2 separate regions of the Homo sapiens genome follow, and region 1 is linked to region 2. The links are chromatin contacts, found by Hi-C or POLR2A ChIA-PET in ENCODE. All regions are on one chromosome and are shown on one strand. Each heading gives the region's core, a stretch centred on a gene start or an enhancer-like site at or near the end of the contact. The rest is flanking DNA. Distances are from core to core; before and after follow the strand shown.

What was found. Hi-C counts contacts between places; a loop is a spot of excess contacts on that map. ChIA-PET counts read pairs that join two places held with the same protein, here RNA polymerase II (POLR2A). Pooled maps may share reads with other maps.
Region 1: a map of gastrocnemius medialis shows a loop between it and region 2 (6-fold over the local background). The contact joins two enhancer-like sites. A Hi-C loop is called at or near these places in 2 of 168 maps with a recorded cell type or tissue (gastrocnemius medialis and psoas muscle) and 7 of 50 pooled maps. POLR2A ChIA-PET finds 5 or more read pairs at or near these places in 2 of 52 experiments (T-cell and activated naive CD4-positive, alpha-beta T cell).

Annotation. Positions count from the first base shown.
Region 1 is chr10:3,466,202-3,468,901 of GRCh38, reverse strand. All of the region lies in intron 3 of LINC02669 (long intergenic non-protein coding RNA 2669), which reads left to right. The region is part of intron 1 of LOC105376360 (a long non-coding RNA gene); the gene reads right to left. All of the region lies in intron 1 of LOC124902538 (a long non-coding RNA gene), which reads right to left. Among named protein-coding and RNA genes, the nearest start is that of LINC02669, 35 kb to the left of the region's middle. RefSeq lists an enhancer at 395-1,594. Within about 2 kb of position 1,306, at least 32 of the 41 ENCODE cell types and tissues checked have a DNase peak (open chromatin) inside an H3K27ac peak, as active enhancers do; they include gastrocnemius medialis and psoas muscle, where a contact is called at or near this core.
Region 2 is chr10:3,572,404-3,575,302 of GRCh38, reverse strand. All of the region lies in intron 1 of LOC105376360 (a long non-coding RNA gene), which reads right to left. Among named protein-coding and RNA genes, the nearest start is that of LINC02669, 71 kb to the right of the region's middle. Within about 2 kb of position 1,547, at least 2 of the 41 ENCODE cell types and tissues checked have a DNase peak (open chromatin) inside an H3K27ac peak, as active enhancers do; they include gastrocnemius medialis and psoas muscle, where a contact is called at or near this core.

The DNA of each region.
Region 1 (2,700 bases), core at 57-2,556, 110 kb after region 2:
AGAGAGAGAGAGAGAAAGAAAGAAAGAAAGAAAGAAAGAAAGAAAGAAAGAAAGAAAGAAAGAAAGAAAGAAAAAAAGCTCTTGGCCTAACCCTTAACCAAATGTGAAGTGCGTGTCATAGGTGGATGGAATGTCATTCTGCTCCTTGAAATCATCATTTTTAGCAACAGATTCATATCACAGTCACTTTTCCATGATGGCATCTCCACATTATTTTGACCCTTAATAACCATCCCAGGCACCAAAAGCAATCATCAGGTTCTATCACAAGCACTTTTCTGATACCTTAAAAATTTTCAGAGTCTGGGGCTGGTAATTTCTCTTTATGTCCCTGTAAACCCCAAATCAATCTCGACTTCCCTGCCCTTTCATCCAACTGATGCTGAGAACTTTCTCCCCAAAGAAAGAAAAGCCAGGCATTCAGAGTCAGATGTGGTGTGGACTGTTTCTGGTTAGATGACTCAGCCCATTTTTGTGGATTTCCCAAGATGCTTTCTGAAATTCTGTTGAAAAATATCTTGTGTGATCTGGTAACAAATTAAACAAAAGACAAACCACCAAATGCTTGCCTGTTTGAAAAGGCCAACCACAAAATACTCCGATTCACGGTGACCTATCGTGGGGGAGAAGCAGCTCTGGATCATCAGATAAATTCTAACTTCCACAAACCCCGGCTCCCTGGACTCCTTTCTGAGGCTTCATGAAAGATAGAGGGGGGTTTCACATAACTGCATTTCAAATAACTCTAAGGCTCATGACACCAAGATACTTTTTAAGGTTTTAGAAAACTTGCCCTCCTCTGCTGACCATGCCAAGATGCACTGGTGGCTTTGGTTTGCCTTATTTTGCCATCTTCAGTTTTAAAAGTATTGAGAGACAGAGGATGCTTGTTTGTTTTCATTTTGTTTTAATTCCAGAAGCTAAGTAATCACTTAATATATATTTTCTTTGACAATTAACAAAAGTGATTCATACTTTTTGTGGAAGTCTATTTTCTTTCCAGCAGCACACGCCCACATTTCTTTGGTGACTTACAGAGCAGAACAATAAGCACCGAATCTGTTTTTCACCAACCAGGATTCCTCGCCAGGCTTTTCCCAGCATACTCACGCAGATGGAATTTCTGGCTCACGCTTCGTCCTTTTGCTGTTGTTGTTGTGTTTGTTGAGGTTGTTGTTAGGTGTTTTCCTCTGAACTGAAAAAGGGATATATCTATGCTCTCCCTGATCTCTCGGGAAGCTGACAAAACAAAGAAGCGTACGTGCCCAGCACACACAGCCCCGCCCAACCCTGTGGTGTAGTTTGTCCTGCCCAAACACATGAACCACAAAGTGCGCTCATTCACAAACACACAACTTCCTTTCCTGAACAACAGCGCCTCCCGCTCCCGCTGGAAAGGGTGTCCCCAGCTGTCTGGGAGATGTCCTGCCCCGCCGCACGGGGGTGGAATTTGCAGTTTTGCAGAGGAGTCACCAAGACGAGGCAATTTGCTTGCTCTTGGTAAAGTTGTTTTGTTGTTGTTGCCGTTGATTCTATTTCTCTTTCTGGAACTGAAATGTTGGCCTTTGGAGAATTCCTGCGCTATAAGGAGTACACAGACTTGGGAAAACTTAGCACACCAAGAGAAGGAGTGGCACTATGTGTTTTGCCAAAACCCATCTGAAATTTCCTGTTTTCCACGTTTGGGATGTAACGTTAACTTTTAGGGTCAGAGTTGCTCTCTCCCGGGGAAGTTGCAACTTTTTATTCCTGACTTCTTCAAGGGCTTGTGAAAGATCTCCAATGTGCTTCTACAAAAGATACAAATGCCTTTTTAAGAAAACCCTCTGTGAGCTGCACTCATTGGATCTGAAACCAGATGCATTCAATTTGCCTTTAAGTCTTCACCAGCTCATCCTCAAGGTAAACAAAGAAAACTCAAGCAAGTGTACAAAGAATTTTATTTTGCCCTTGAAGATAGTAAAACAACTTCAGACATTGAATAGTCTGTGAACAATCAAAAAAGTTACACTAACATCTAATATTTAAAATGGCTTCAGTCAGTAAGAACCTAAATGTCATAATTTTCATTCTATATAGACTTTATTAATGACTGTTAGAGTATACAATGTGTGTGTATATTTATATACATACACTGAATGTTAGAATATATAATGTGTGTGTGTGTATATATATATATATACACTGAATGTTAGAATATATAATATACACACACATTATATATTCTAACATTCATTAATAAAGTCTATATCTATTAATGGCATTATATATATTAAAGACCTAATATATAATGATACTTTTATTGCCAAAAGGGAAAACTGCAAAAAAATAGATATTTTTACATTTTTAAGAACAAAGTCGAGGTCAGGCACGGTGGCTCACGCCTGTAGCTGGTGGCTCACGGCCTCCAGCACTTTGGGAGGCCGAGGCAGGCAGATCATGACGTCAGGAGATCGAGACCATCCTGGCTAACACGGTGAAACCCCGTCTTTACTAAAAATACAAAAAATTAGCTAAGCATGGTGGTGGGCGCCTGTAGTCCCAGCTACTCGGAAGGCTGAGGCAGGAGAATGGCATAAACACGGGAGGTGGAGCTTGCAGTGAGCTGAGATCAGGCCACTGCATTCCAGCCTGGGCAACGGAGCGAGACTCCGTCTCACAAAAAAAAAAAAAAAAAAAAAAAAAAAAAAAAAAGAACAA
Region 2 (2,899 bases), core at 298-2,797:
TCTGTATCTGTCACTGTACACTTTTCTATTTCAGATATTAAGAGTTTGATGCAGCTGAGTGTTATTTGAGGGCTCCCCTATTGTGGGAAATATAATAATTAACTATCTCAAAAATATGTGAGAAGCTACTTTGGGCGTTTTATTTTTTTCAAGTCATTGATGAATACCAACCTGTGGTTCATTTGTGAGCAATTATTTAAACTAGTCACGTTCACTCACATTTAAGTTTGAATAATTGTAAGTTTCACAGTCCGTAAAGGACTTTCAAATTTATTATTTCATCTTGTATTCTCAAAAGCTTGGAGATGAGAGGTGGGAAAGACAGGAATTCATGCCCTACTTCTCAAAGGAGAAGGTTGGGAGATACTCAGTGGCTGCTATGAAGTTGATATTCAGAAATCCACCCAAGAATTCTGAACACCAGGCTCACAACTCTCTCCAGAAAGTAACTTCGCCCTAGCTGAGATCTCAGGAACTGGGTGATCAATGTCTTAAGAGAAAAAAGACAAAGTCAACTAGACGTCCGGAGACTTAGGTGTGAGCGTGCACTCATTTCTCTGGAGGTTTTGCCTGGGCTTCTCTCCCAGGCCTGGAAAGGACGGAGGAAGCAGAAAGAAGACTATTCTTAGAATCATTAAGTGCTCTCTAGCAGATACGGTAGAGATCACAACTCGAAATGCCTGGGAGGGTTCTCTTAACTGACAGGCTTGATATAAATACATTGCTCACTGCAGATGGCACCCACTACGGAGCTTTAGGCAAAAGTCAAAGATAAAGTTGCAATCTCTAGTCAAATGCTGTACCGTGGAAGCCCAAATACTCGGTATTGAGGGGAATATATTGCTAATATGACCACATCTCTAAAGCAGGATTGTGAGAAAACTCTAACTACAAGTTGAAGAATCTCAGCTCCATTTATGTGAAATTGCTTAACACCAACCTAAGAGCTAGGCTTATTGAGGAGAAATAGAAGCACTCTTGGGTAAAAGGCAAAATGGTTTATATAATGGAATATCTTGCATAACAAATGAAAAGTTTTGCAGGGCTGTACATAAGTATGCAATCAAAAGGAAGGACGTAATTCACTTTTATCTTTCCAGAATCTGCTTTGACCTTCAAACAAAATCACTCGCGTTGGTATTCTCTGCAGTACCTGCGTCCTCCTCTGCACATAGTTGGTGCTTAGTAAATGTTTTTTGGTTTAATTAAACTTTCTAGTTAATACTCATATTTTAAACTATTTTGTTATAAGCTAGACTCTGGTTAGAATATGAAGAGAAATGCTTGCGAGGAGTCCATTGATGAACGCTATTTTTAATATATTTTATGAATTACCTGGTGGTGTTAAGAGAATGATTTTGCAGCTCAGATTCTGTAATTCTGTAGCTCACCAGCATTTTGTGTAAACTCAGTGAAGAACTTTAGCCTCCCTGTGCCTCGATGTCATCATTTGGGAATGAGAACCCGCAGGCTGTGAGTTGAAGTCACCTCCAACCGCATGATGACCGGGAGTTTGAAAGCAGCCTGACACCCGGCCACCAGGAACTCTAACCCTGTCGAATCTCCAACACATTACGGACAGGCCCCTGCTCCTCTGCTCATTTCTGAAACTTATTTTTAGACACTGCTTCTCCCCCACCCACCTGTCCTCACAGGACTGTGCGCTCTGGTTTGGGAACAGGGATTTGAGCTTTAGCCAAAGGGGTGTCAATGGCAGGTGCTGAAATACATCTGAACATATCTCACCCCTGAGTCCTCCTGAGGATAGAAAAAGGCACAACCTGGTATCACAGAATCTTTTATTACGGGTATGGTGATAATTCCGAGTATTTGTTCCCTAATTTTATGCAAAGCATAGGCTGTCAGTGAGAGATCAAGAATGAGTTTATGAAACAAAATAAAAACTCCACGAAGTGTCGGGGTGCACGTAGCTTCGATTTGGAACCCCTTGAAGCGATTGTAATGCAAAGAGGAAAGTGTTTTTTTCCCCACCATTTTTGTCAAAGTTTAACTTGGCATTGCCACATCCCTAGTGTCTTGTAGGGAGGCAACATCAGCTCAAGGGAGAAGGCCTCTTGGTTTAAGGAAGGAGACCTCTGTTGAGGCTCACAGATGTCCGAGTTGCTGAATATCCTGGGTGAACAGGTAGGAATAAGAGCCAATTGGTAAGGTCTATAAAGGGATTTGACTCAGATAAAATACACCTTCCACATTAACATTTATTCCCATCTTCTCACGTTAACTCTTAGGGCCTGGTTCTTTGCATGTGGGAGATGCTCAGTGGTTTTTTGAAAATCATATAGTGTTTCTTCTAACTCTGTGACTGTGAATGCATTTGTATTTTAATTGGAAGGTTAAAATACCATGAGCTATTATGGGCTATTAGGACCTAATTTTGCTGCAAGAATGAGTAGAAAAAAATGGCCCATATCTTTAATGTAGGGAAGGTAGGAGGACTTTTTGGAAAATGTAATCCAAATTTTGATCTTAAAAAGATATGAGCCATGGACTTGGATTATGCACTGTCAAAATCAGTCTAATGTGTTATTACCTCAGGAGAAAAAGTTAACCATTCTTAGAACGATCTAACCTGGTGTTTAAAAATAGAAACAAAATATTTTCCTACTCTTCAAAAGCTATGTTGCAGCTGTTCATGGGAAACTTTGCATGTATCATCCCTCATCTTGCTTTTATAGACAGACAGATACATTCTTTCAATATGGGAAGAACGGGGAACCAAATGTTAGGAGGAGGTGGCTGGAATGTCTTCCTTGTAAGAACTGACTGAAAAAATTAGAGTTCTTTTGTCTGAAAGATGAAGGCCGAGGTGAAGAAATGATCAAAGTTTGTAAATTCATGAAAGGCATTGCTAACGTGATCATGGACCTCTTAGCCAAAT